Linked DNA regions of Mus musculus: region 2 is linked to region 1. The links are chromatin loops, found by intact Hi-C in ENCODE. Cell type or tissue: left cerebral cortex. All regions are shown on one strand. Links, peaks and the distances in the headings refer to the core of each region. The heading gives the core; the rest is flanking DNA.

Region 1 (5,373 bases), core at 295-5,294:
TAAAAAACTGACTAATATGTTCACTTTTAGAAGCAAACCAGATGGTTACTTCTCCAGAAGATAATAAATTGAAAAGCTAATCACATATACACAGGAAAATAAAACCCACTGTGTTATCATTAAACTTTCACACAATTTTTTTTTTTTTGCCTTTTTTCCCACTAGAAAGTAAGTTTCTTTTCGTTTAAAAAAATGTATTTTTTGAGGCGGGGTCTGACTGTGTCTGTAGTCCTGGTGGCTTGGTACTCTTCAGTGCCTTGTCCCTGCTCAGTGCTGGGTACTGGGATGCACCATTAATCTGGCTTGGAAAGAAAGTTCCTTCTGAGTTTGGGGCTGGGGAAGGAGGGGGCACACAGGGCAGGGAACAGATGAAGATCCTTGCCTGTGTTTGTATTCTCAGTATAGAGGAGACACTCAGTGTATGTCTGTGTACAGTGTAGGTGAAGTGGGCCTATAATCATAGCTACTGAGGCCAGGGCATGAGACTATAAATTCAAGGCCAGCCTGGCAGCTCAAGAAAACTCTGTCTACACAACAACAAAGTCCATGGGAGTGGGTGTGGAGAAGGCTCTAGGGACAGGATCAGGGGACAGGAGACAAGAGGGCAGGGGGGCGGGGGACAGCTGAACAGATGGCTCAGCAGGTAAGGAACACTCGTTATTTTGCAAAAGACATTTCCAGAATTCAGGTGGGGCAGCTCACAACCACCCATAACTCCAGATCCAGGGCATCTGACATCCTCTTCTGGCTTCCATCGGCACCTGCACGCTTATGGTATGTATACAGACACACATAGTTAACACAAAACTGCAAAGAAATTCCTTTTAAATTAATTCAAAATTTTTATTATTTATGTGTGTTGTGTGCGTGTGTGTGTGTGTCTGTCTGTCTATACAAGATGTGTGTGCATGTGCGGAGGGCAGAGGACACCCATTCGAGTCAGTTCTCTTCTTCTATCAAGTAGGTCCTGGGGATTTAACTTCGGTCATCAGGCTTGGTAGTGAACACCTTCACACGCTGAGCCATCTCACCAACCCTATAAAAACATCTTAAAAACCCCAAACTACTAAAAAGAGGGCTGGGGAGGTGCTCAGTGCTCCAGTGCTTGGCAGAGCAGCCTAGGTTCAGTCTGAAGTACCACAAATCAATAAGAACCTTGTTTGATAGATAAATGAATCATGAAGACATAGTAAAGGTTTCTGTTTTCCTTTCTCTGTGGTAGTAGGGATTGACCTCGGGACCTGGGGCATGCCAGGAAGGTACTCTACCCATCAGGCTGTGTTCCCCACCCTGGAGGCCACAATAAGCAGTCACTAGAGAAAGGGCACTCTGCTTGTGAGTCGTAAGACATTTGGAGAAACCACCACCTCGGATCTGACTCTGATGAGCATCTTAGTTTCAGAAATGTGTAGTAGGGCTGTTGTCAAGGAAGATGTATTTCTCAACTGGTGTAGGATAAACCCAGGGATGATGAGACGGGAAAGGGGTTAGCTTGGATCTGGAAAACAGGGTTTGGCCTGCTGTGGAAATGCTGAACATTTTAATTCCCCTTTCAAGCTTCAATTCTTTAGGGTAGGGAAAAAAAACCAAATACCCAAGATAAGCAACTAATCTTAAGGAAGGGTTGATTTTGGCTCATGGTCTCATAGATTCCAGTCCACAGTCACTTCTTCCTGTTGTTTTGGATCTGTGACAACACTGCACATAATGGCTACAGTGTGTGGTGGCAGAGGCTTCCTGTCCCACTTGGAGCAAAGAGCAGAAGAAGCAAAGTTGCCCCACGATCCAACTTTGTCTTATAAGACCTGGTATCTGAAGGCTCTCAACCTGTGGGTCGTAACCCTTCTTAGCAAACCTGTAGCTCCAAAATATGTACATTGCACCCCATAACAGTAGCAAAATTACAGTTATGAAGTAACAATGAAAATAATTTTATGCATTGGGGGGAAGTCACCACAACCTGAGGAAGTGTATTAAAGGGCTGTGGCCTTGGGAAAGTTGAGAACCACCGCTTTAGTGTCTCTCAGGAGCGCCACGGGCTGGTGAGCAAGCCTGGAACAGGTCTGACTGTTTTTCTTTCTAATAATGTTTCATTATAGAACCTACTTCCTACAGGCATCACATGAGCAGCAGAGCAGTCCAGCTTTTATTTGTGAGTGCAAGGCATAGCTGTGGTGTGCTGGGTTGGCAAATTCCGCCCTACACACAGGAGCACAGAAGAGAAAGGAGAAGGGCCTGACCTGGGATTCAAGTGATTCGTTCACGAGCTTGAGAGTGGGAAATTTCCAGCTTCCTGGATGCATTTCAGGGTTGAAGAGTAACTAGAGGTGAGTTTGCTGGTGTTGCAGGTAGCTTAAAGTCATGATAGTTAGTGACTGAAATTAAAAAGCAGAATAGTTTGGTGTGATACCTATAATCCCAGCACCCAAAAGAAGATGGAGGAGAATCAGAATTTCAAGGGTTTTCGAGCCTTTCCTGCATAGTGAGTTTGAAGTTAGCCTGAAATTAATGTGAACCTGTCTTAGAACGAAAACAAAAAGTACCTGTTTGGTGACTTTTTGTACCCAACAAGCATGTGGTCCAAGAGAAAGCTTTCTGCCCTACGAGGAAAATGCTTTATAACAGTGATTTCATGAAAGTCAATGGTAGGAGTCATAAAAGAGATGCGTATCTGAAATACCTGGAAAGAGTCGATGAATGACTGTCCAATAGGCCAGAGAGATGGCTCAGCTGTTAAGAGCAATGGTTCCCTTCCAGGGGAACAGGTTCAATTCCCCTGCACCCACAAGGAGGCTCACAACTGGCCATTTAACTCCCACGGAATCTGCTGCCGCCTTCTGGTATTTTCAGGCACTGCACGCGCATGGTATGTAGTAAGGTAAGGCATAAATAAATAAAACTCACACAGAAATAAAGGTTAAAAAAGTGAGTTTTCTTTTGTAGAAGATGCTCTACGAGGTGGAGCTGCCCACCAGCGATGGGGTTCTGAAGACTGGGCTCCAGGTTAAAATAGAAACTAAAAAGTTCCACCCAAGAGTGTCCCTGGAGGTGGGGATGGCATCAGAGCCTGCACGACCCCCCCCCCCCGCCCCCCAACAGAATTTCAAGACAGCAGGAAATAGAGATGGAGCTCTTTGGAAAAGTGGTTTTTTTCTTTTCCTTTTTAAAGCTCGTTTTGGTGGTTAATCACAGAGTTGTGGGAGGCAGAGGCATGGGGATCTCTGAGTTAGGGGCTAGCCTGGTTGAGAAGGGTGAGGTAAAGGGGAGGGGGGGATCCAGAACACTCAACAACAACAACAACAACAACAACACTACCACCACCACCACCACAAACCCTGGTGGTGGTAGTGGTGGGGAACAAGCCTTTAATTCCAGCAAGTGGGAGATAGACGCAGGCAGATCTTCTCCAAATTTGAGGCCAGCCTGGTCTACACAGAGAAATCCTGTTTTGAAAAAACAAACAAACAAACAAACAAGAAATAAACAAATAAAAACAGTAAAAAAAGTTTGTAAAACCTTATTTTAAGTATAAGTGGCAGTGAGGAAGAAAATAGACACACCAAGAAGAAAGGTGTGGGCTTCTCAAAGAAGAGACACCTTTGAGTGTCTGTCGCAGCTGTAGGTACTGGTTTTGGTGGATAAGGACCCCGAATGAGGACACAGCATTTCCTAGCACTGGATAGGGTTAGGGCTGATAAGTAAAACCTAGGTTACAAGAAATGCAAGATTCTTTTTAAGCATTTTTTTTAAAAAAGCCATGTTTTAATTTTCAACACTAGATGGCTGCCTTGTGGCAGGAACATGCTTCCAGCTGGGGACTGGGTTTGGGATGGGGGCAGGGCTGTGGGTGATGGAGAGGATTCTACTCTACTGCATTTGTGAGGGGAAAATGAAAGTGTGCAAGCCCCAGCACTTCCACAGTGACTGGACAGGGAAACTGACTTCCCTGATCTCCCAGCTCTCAGAGAGAGGACGCTTGCCTCTCAAGCATGTGGCAGTGGCGGTGGTGGTGGTGGGGTGGCTGAAAGGCCTACCTGTGGAGCTTAGAGGCATAGGAAGGTCGCTCAGTTGAAACAGCCATTGCTGTCCTTGTGATCTGTCATAAGAGTCTCTGTTTTTAACATTGTCATGTCTCCCAGGGTGGTCCCACCATGGGAGCTCTGTGACTACGACTTCACTGGTGGTCCCTTCTTCTTGTGTGAAGACCTCCTAGCAGTTTTTATCTGTGGCTTGTTCTTGGTCTTGGCCACCGCCTTGAACGCAGGCATGAGCATCTTGGGCTCTCCCAGGACTTGAGCACATTAACTCCACAGGCAGGCCCATGAGCCCCATCCTGTCCCACACTTGGAGCTGGCTGGAATGGGCCCTACTGCAGGCTTGGCAGCAGGTTTAGAGATACAGAGCCCTCCATGTTTCTTCCCAGGGATACCCTTCTTATTCAGTAGCCAAAGGACAGTGTGCTAATGGGAGAAGATCTCTCTCTCTCTCTCTCTCTCTCTCTCTCTCTCTCTCTCTCTCTCTCTCTCTCTCTCTCTCTCTCTCTTTCTCTGTGTGTGTTTGTGTTGAGACAGGGTTTCTCTGTTTATCCCTGGCTGTCCTGGTACTCACTCTGTAGATCAGACTAGCCTCAAATTCAAAGAGATCCACCTGTCTCTGCGTCCTAAGAGCTGGATCAAGGGCATGCACCACCATTGCCCAAGCCTTTTGCTTTTAATCTGTCTGTCTGTCTGTCTATCTGTCTGTCTGTCCGTCCGTCCGTCCGTCCGTCCGTCCGTCCGTCCGTCCGTCCGTCCGTCCATCCATCCATCCATCCATCCATCCATCCATCCATCCATCCATCCATCCATCTATCTATCTATCTATCTATCTATCTATCTATCTATCTATCTATCTATCTATCGCCACACTATTAAGTTCCAGCTGGTTTGGAACTTGCTATGTAGACCGGACTGGCCCCAGACTCCTAGAGATCTGCCTGCCTCTCAAGTGGTGGGAGTAAATATGTGGACCATTCCCTGCTTAAACTATTCTTTTTAAAGCTACTTAATTTACTTATTAGTGTTACATGTGTGTGTCAATGTGCAAGCTTATGTGTAGCATGTGTAAGAATGAGCCCTTGAAGGGCAGAGGAAGGCATTAGATCCCCTGAACAGGGAATTAATGGGAGGTTGTAAAACTCTTTGTGCTGGGATTTGAACTTGGGTCCTCAGGAAGAACAGTTATTGGTCTTAAGCACTGACCCAACTCTCCAGTCATGAGGTTATTCTTACTGCAAACAAAGGTTTGATATTGCTTTGGAGGTTCCCAGAGATATGCCGGGGAAGGAATGAGGCCATGTGTAAGGTCATATAGGCTTTGGCCTAAAAAGCATAT
Region 2 (5,373 bases), core at 1-5,000, 150 kb after region 1:
TCTTAATTTAAAGACCACACACAATGAGTAAAACGCCATCTGTGAAAGTTCAGAACACTGGAATAAGGAAAATATTTACAAAGCCCTAGGTAGGAAAACAGAAGAATGAAAATGCTAGTAGCATCAGACTTTTAAACAACACTAGAGATAGAAGACAATGTCATCAACATTCTGGAAGCAAATGATTTCAAAACTGGATTATTATACCCAGATAAACTGTCCACTGGCAATGAGTGACCAACTAATCCACCTAGGCTGCCTAGAATTTAACATATCCTTTCTAAGGAGTCATTACTGGAGAATGACTGGCAAGCCAACAAGCTAAAGAAAGTAAATGTAATTAACCTATATCATGTGCTCAGACATGAATGCTTCCAAGTCCTAACTGTCAATAATAAATATTGGTTTGTAAAAGAATTGCTAATGGGAGAATGAGTGAGGGGAACTGTGGGTTGTGAAGGTCTCACAGCTGGAGCCAGCACCAACCCTCTATGCTGGAAGTTTAAAGGAAAATTAGACAAATATTAAAAACTGCATAGTAGAATAAGCATATCATTTGTACATATGGAGGTAAATACCATTGCAGATAGCTACTCTGTAAATGATTGCCCTTGGGGTAGGTTGAGCTATTGTTTTTCATTACAATCTCTGGAGGACTCTTTGTTGATGTTGTTTGTTTGTTTTTTGCTTTGTTTTGTTTTGGTTTGGTTTTTTGGTTTTGCCCTGGCTGTCCTGGAACTCACTCTGTAGTTTCTGCCTTGAACTCAGAAATCTGCCTGCCTCTGCCTCCCAAGTGCTGGAATTAAAGGTGTGTGCCACCACTGCCTGGCTGGGGTTTTTTTTTTTTTTTTTAATTCCTCTTCCTTCCCCACCTTCCTCCATAAAAGGAATTGGATCTAGGGTCTTGGCACATATTTTACTAATGAGCTGTATTCCTAGCCCTTTAGAATTTTTTAAAAAAGTCTTTAAATAAGATTTATAACCTAAGCACTCAGAAGGTTGAGGCAGGAGAACTGTGAGTTCAAAGGTAGCCTGGGTAACTTACTTTTTGTTGAGACAATGTAGCTCAAGCTGGCTGTGAACTTGTTTTGTATAGTTCAGGCTGGCTCTTCCTGACTTAACCTTTTAAGTTTTGGGATAACATGTCTCACTGACCACATCTGGCTAAGATTCTGATTTTTAAAAATTATATGCATATCTTACTTTGATATAAATAAAATTTAACTCAAAAGATAACATACTATGATTTAAAAGAACTCTTATTTTGAATAATGCCCTTGCTGTGATTTTGTGGCCTCTCATCCCAGGTGAACTTGATCGGTCTTCACTTGTTCTTCTGAGGGTGAACATTTGTCATTAATTACATCCAGTTTCCTAACTCAGTAGAGAAAGCACTCAACAAGGTCTAGCTAGGGAGGGTGAGATCCCGGGCCTTTGACAAGATTGTAGAGCAACAATATTTATGTGTCTCTTTGTAAGCTCTCAAAACTCAGGCTCTGCCCCGCAGCCGCCTTCTCTCAGAGCTTGGTGGGTCCCTGCGGATGCCTTGGTGGAACCCTTGGTGAGTTGCCAGGGACGGGTGGGAGGCTGTATACTGAGTGATCAGGCTGTAGCTAGGCCCTAGATCCTCTGACTTGGACACCTTATCTCTTCTCTAGATGGGTGGTTCAGAGCAGAGCTATCACCCACTGCCCATGGGAGGCTCCCTCCCCAGAGCCCCTGCAGCTCTCCACCCCCTTGTCCAGCTCACTGTGACAGAGTCGCCTTCACAGTCTGGGGATGGCTCCAGATCAAAGTCCTGGAAGGTCAGCCTCACAGCAAACCCCTCTGGAGCCTCGATGTCAGTGTGGCTCTCCTGGCCTTTGAGATATGGCTCTGGGTATCCAGGGGATGTCAGTTGCTGTGGTGACTGCTGGGCCAAAAGCACAGAGGCCTGTGTGGGGCAAGTATGGAGGATTCCCCAAAGGAGCCACCAGCACCTGTGAGTGAGCAGGGAAGACAAGGTGAGGTTATACAGCTCTACCAGAGGCTGTGTGTGTATGTTCTGTTGTGGCCAGAGATGATAAAGGCTCCGGAGGCTTAGGGACTAGCAGTTGTGTCCGTGGCCCCAGAGTGTTGGGCACTTCTGGATACCACTTTCCTGAACCGAGTCTGTGTAGGTTCCTATCTGGATTCCTCTGTAGCCCGATCTCCAAGACTGCGGGGTTTCTATCCTATGAAGACATTATTATGGCTCCTTTTCCTTTGTGAGTCTAACCCAGATGGCTTCCTGCCTCAGCCTTTCCTAACCCCCTCCTGGAGTACAAGTTAGGGTCATTTAAATAATTCCTGGCTCAGAGCACTGAACAGGCAAATTCAGTTAGTTCCCTCTGGGTCATCTGTCTACCCTCCGCCCCTCCCTGCCCCCCCACCCGGCCGTGTGTGTGTGTGTGTGTGTGTGTGTGTGTGTGTGTGTGTGTGTGTGTGTGTGTGTGTATACTTATGTAACCCCATGTCCTGCCTTCCTCCCTTCCTTTCTCCCAGCCCCTTTCTTTCTCCAGGGCCCTCTATGGTGCAAACTCACATCTTGCTCATGCAGCTTGTGGTGGGAGAACTCCATAGGCTGTTCTCCAGCTCTGGGACCAGGCCTCTGAACCCTGACATCTGGAACTGGCTAGAGTGCTTGGCTCAGGCCAGGGAGTAGGAGGTGGGGCTAGAGGAGGCCCTTTAGGGAGAAGGCAGAAGTTACTGGAAATGAGTTGAGACTCTGGGTGCAGGTCTGCCACCTGCTGACAGACTCAGGAATAGCTCTCACCATAATTGAAAGGAAAGACCTTTAAAACACGTGAGAGAGCAGAGTATGTGCACATGTACACATATGTACACATGACCTTTGGCTCTTTGCTTTTTTTTAGGGGGATGGGAGCTGAGATAGTCTTGCAAAACCTGGACTGGGCCTCCAGCTTGCTATTAGTGGAGGCTCTGCCTCCTCTCTAGCATTAGAATTACACCACACCTAGATCTTGGTTGTATTTTTGAAACAGGGTCTCACTTTGTAGCCCAGGCTGTCCTAGAACTCACTCTGCAGACTAGACTGGGCTCCAAATCATGCCAATCCTGCCGCCTTAGCCTCCAGAGGGCTGGGATCACAAGGACTTGCATACCCAGTTCTTCTGGAATATTATTAACTATATGTTTGTATCGTGGCTTGTGTGACACTTCTTATGACTCTACTGCTGCCTTTAATGAACTAATCTCTCCTCCCCCCTCATTTACCCCAGCAGTCTGCCTCTTGGAGAACTTGAAGTGTGTGACTCAAGAACCCCCGAGTCTTTCTTTCCTCTCCTTCTTGGTCAAGAACCAGTGAGTTCGGGCTGGAGAGATGGCTCAGCGGTTAAGAGCACTGACTGCTCTTCCGGAGGTCCTGAGTTCAAATCCCAGCAACCAGATGGTGGCTCACAACCATCCTTAATGAAATCTGACGCCCTCTTCTGGTGTGTCTAAAGACAGCTACAGTGTACTTACATATAATAGTAAATACATTTTTGGGCCGGAGCGAGCAGAGGTCTTGAGTTCAATTCCCATCGACCTCATGATGGCTCACAACCATCTGTGCACTCATATACATAAAATAAATAATAAATCTTTTTTTAAAAAAAGAAGGGGTGAGTTCATGCATTTTGTCATTTTGAGTCCCTACCACAACATCTGGAGGCTCCTCATATAGCAGGCTGTGGTCCATCCCCAGGAATCTCTGAATCCCTCGGGACTCACCTCAGCTGTCAACCCAAGCTGTAAGGTTAATCATATCAGGAGTCACAGCGTGAGTGAGAGGATTTTTCCCTGCACCCCCTGCCAAGGGAAGACACACACCCGTGGCTTGGTGAGCGTGGGAGGGTTAAGGATGCAGAGGTGAGCATGGGGGTGGTTAGGGAGCACAGGCAGAGGTGAGTGTGGGAGGGTTAGGGAGCACTGCAGAGGTGAGCATGGGGAGGTTAAGGATGCAGAGGTGAGCATGGGGGTGGTTAGGGAGCACTGCAGAGGTGAGTGTGAGAGGGTTAGGGAGCACTGCAGAGGTGAGCATGGGGAGGTTAGGGAGCATAGGCAGAGGTGAGTGTGGGAGGGTTAGGGAACACATGACGAGGTGAGTGTGTTAGGGAACACGTGCAGACATGGCTTGTCTAGTTCTTAGGAGGCAGGTGTGCAGAAGGATTTGCATTCTAGACTCACACACCAATCTGAGAAGAGCGAGTTGCTTCTTCCGTCTTGCATGTGGTCGTGTGGTTTCATTACACACAAAGTATGGTTTGAATGAGGATGGTTCCCGATAGTGGAAGAGACTGTGGCCTTGTTGGAGGAGGTGTGTCACTGGGAGTGTGCTGTGGGGTTTCAAAAGCCCACATCAGGCCCAGTCAGGATTTCTCTCTGCCTGGCACTTGTGGTGCACTTGAGAGCTCAGGTACTTCTCCAGCCCCATGTCTGCATGCCAGCATGCTCCCCTCCGTGATGATAACGGACTAACCCTCTGAAACTGTAAGCCAGCCCCCAACTCAACACTCTCTTCTATCAGTTTCTTCGGCCATGGTGTCTCCTCACAGCAATGGAACAGCAACTAAGACAAATGCATTCAGTGTCTTTGGTTTCTGCAGACTTAAAAAGATTAGGAGAGCCAGGCAGTGGTGTGCACACCTTTAATTTCAGCAGGTGAATCTCTTTGAGTCCGAGGCCAGCCTGGTCTACAGAGTGAGTCTCAAAAAAAAAATCAAACCAAACCAAAACACAACACAACAAAACTTAACAAAACAACAAAATGAGAGCAGCCCTGGTCCACACCTTTGAGGGAAAAGTGGAGACTGAGGAGCATACACAGTTTCCCAATCACAATTTTGAGACACAATCTACCGCTGTGGCATGTTCTGACCCTACACACCCTGGGGAGGAGTGGGAGGAGTGGGAGGAGTGGGAGGAGTGGGAGGAGTGGGAGGAGTGGGAGGAGTGGGAGGAGTGGACCCCTCTGGCTGAGCTCCCAAGGACCACTGAAACCTGTTTCCTCCTCTACCTACTAGGGTCACCCAGAGTTCCTGGGAAGCCAGAGGTCACTCTTATCCACAGGGTGAGCAGTCATTTTAGTCCATGACCAACTTGTCAGAAAGGAAACAGCAATGATTCAGCTAAGGTGAGGAATCCTGCAGTAGCTGGCCTGGTCTTTATCCTTGACAGTCTGCAGGGGCCAATCTGTACTCTATTTCTGAGCTCTGGTCATTCGTTAACAGAGGAAGAAACCTGAATCTGAGTGTCCAGGCTAGACCCTCTGTCAAACTGTCCCTGGAGATCTTCTGGAGAAGAGAAAGAGAGGGCTTTAAAAGTAGACTCCTGGGCAGGAGCCGGACCACA

What was found. Peaks named below come from ENCODE experiments on the same cell type or tissue, not always from the same donor. Only the 100,000 strongest peaks of a DNase experiment are listed, where the experiment ranks them.
Region 2: it touches region 1 in a loop (2.4-fold over the local background); 6 of 42 quality-filtered maps call a loop at or near these places.

The regions. Positions count from the first base shown.
Region 1 is chr6:124,638,675-124,644,047 of GRCm38, reverse strand. No RefSeq gene overlaps it. Among named protein-coding and RNA genes, the nearest start is that of C1s2, 5.3 kb to the right of the region's middle. In left cerebral cortex, for the core only: CTCF peaks have their summits at 2,849 (motif pointing left) and 3,777 (motif pointing right); DNase peaks (open chromatin) are centred at 2,832 and 3,765.
Region 2 is chr6:124,490,421-124,495,793 of GRCm38, reverse strand. C1rl (complement component 1, r subcomponent-like) reads right to left here and starts at 2,681. Exons shown (of 6, transcript NM_181344.5): 1 at 2,564-2,681; 2 at 1,751-1,979. The coding sequence starts at 2,643. Gm44096 (a long non-coding RNA gene) reads left to right here and starts at 1,392. Exons shown (of 3, transcript XR_003956364.1): 1 at 1,392-1,561; 2 at 1,659-2,003; 3 at 3,264-3,641. In left cerebral cortex, for the core only: a CTCF peak has its summit at 2,768 (motif pointing left); a DNase peak (open chromatin) is centred at 2,749.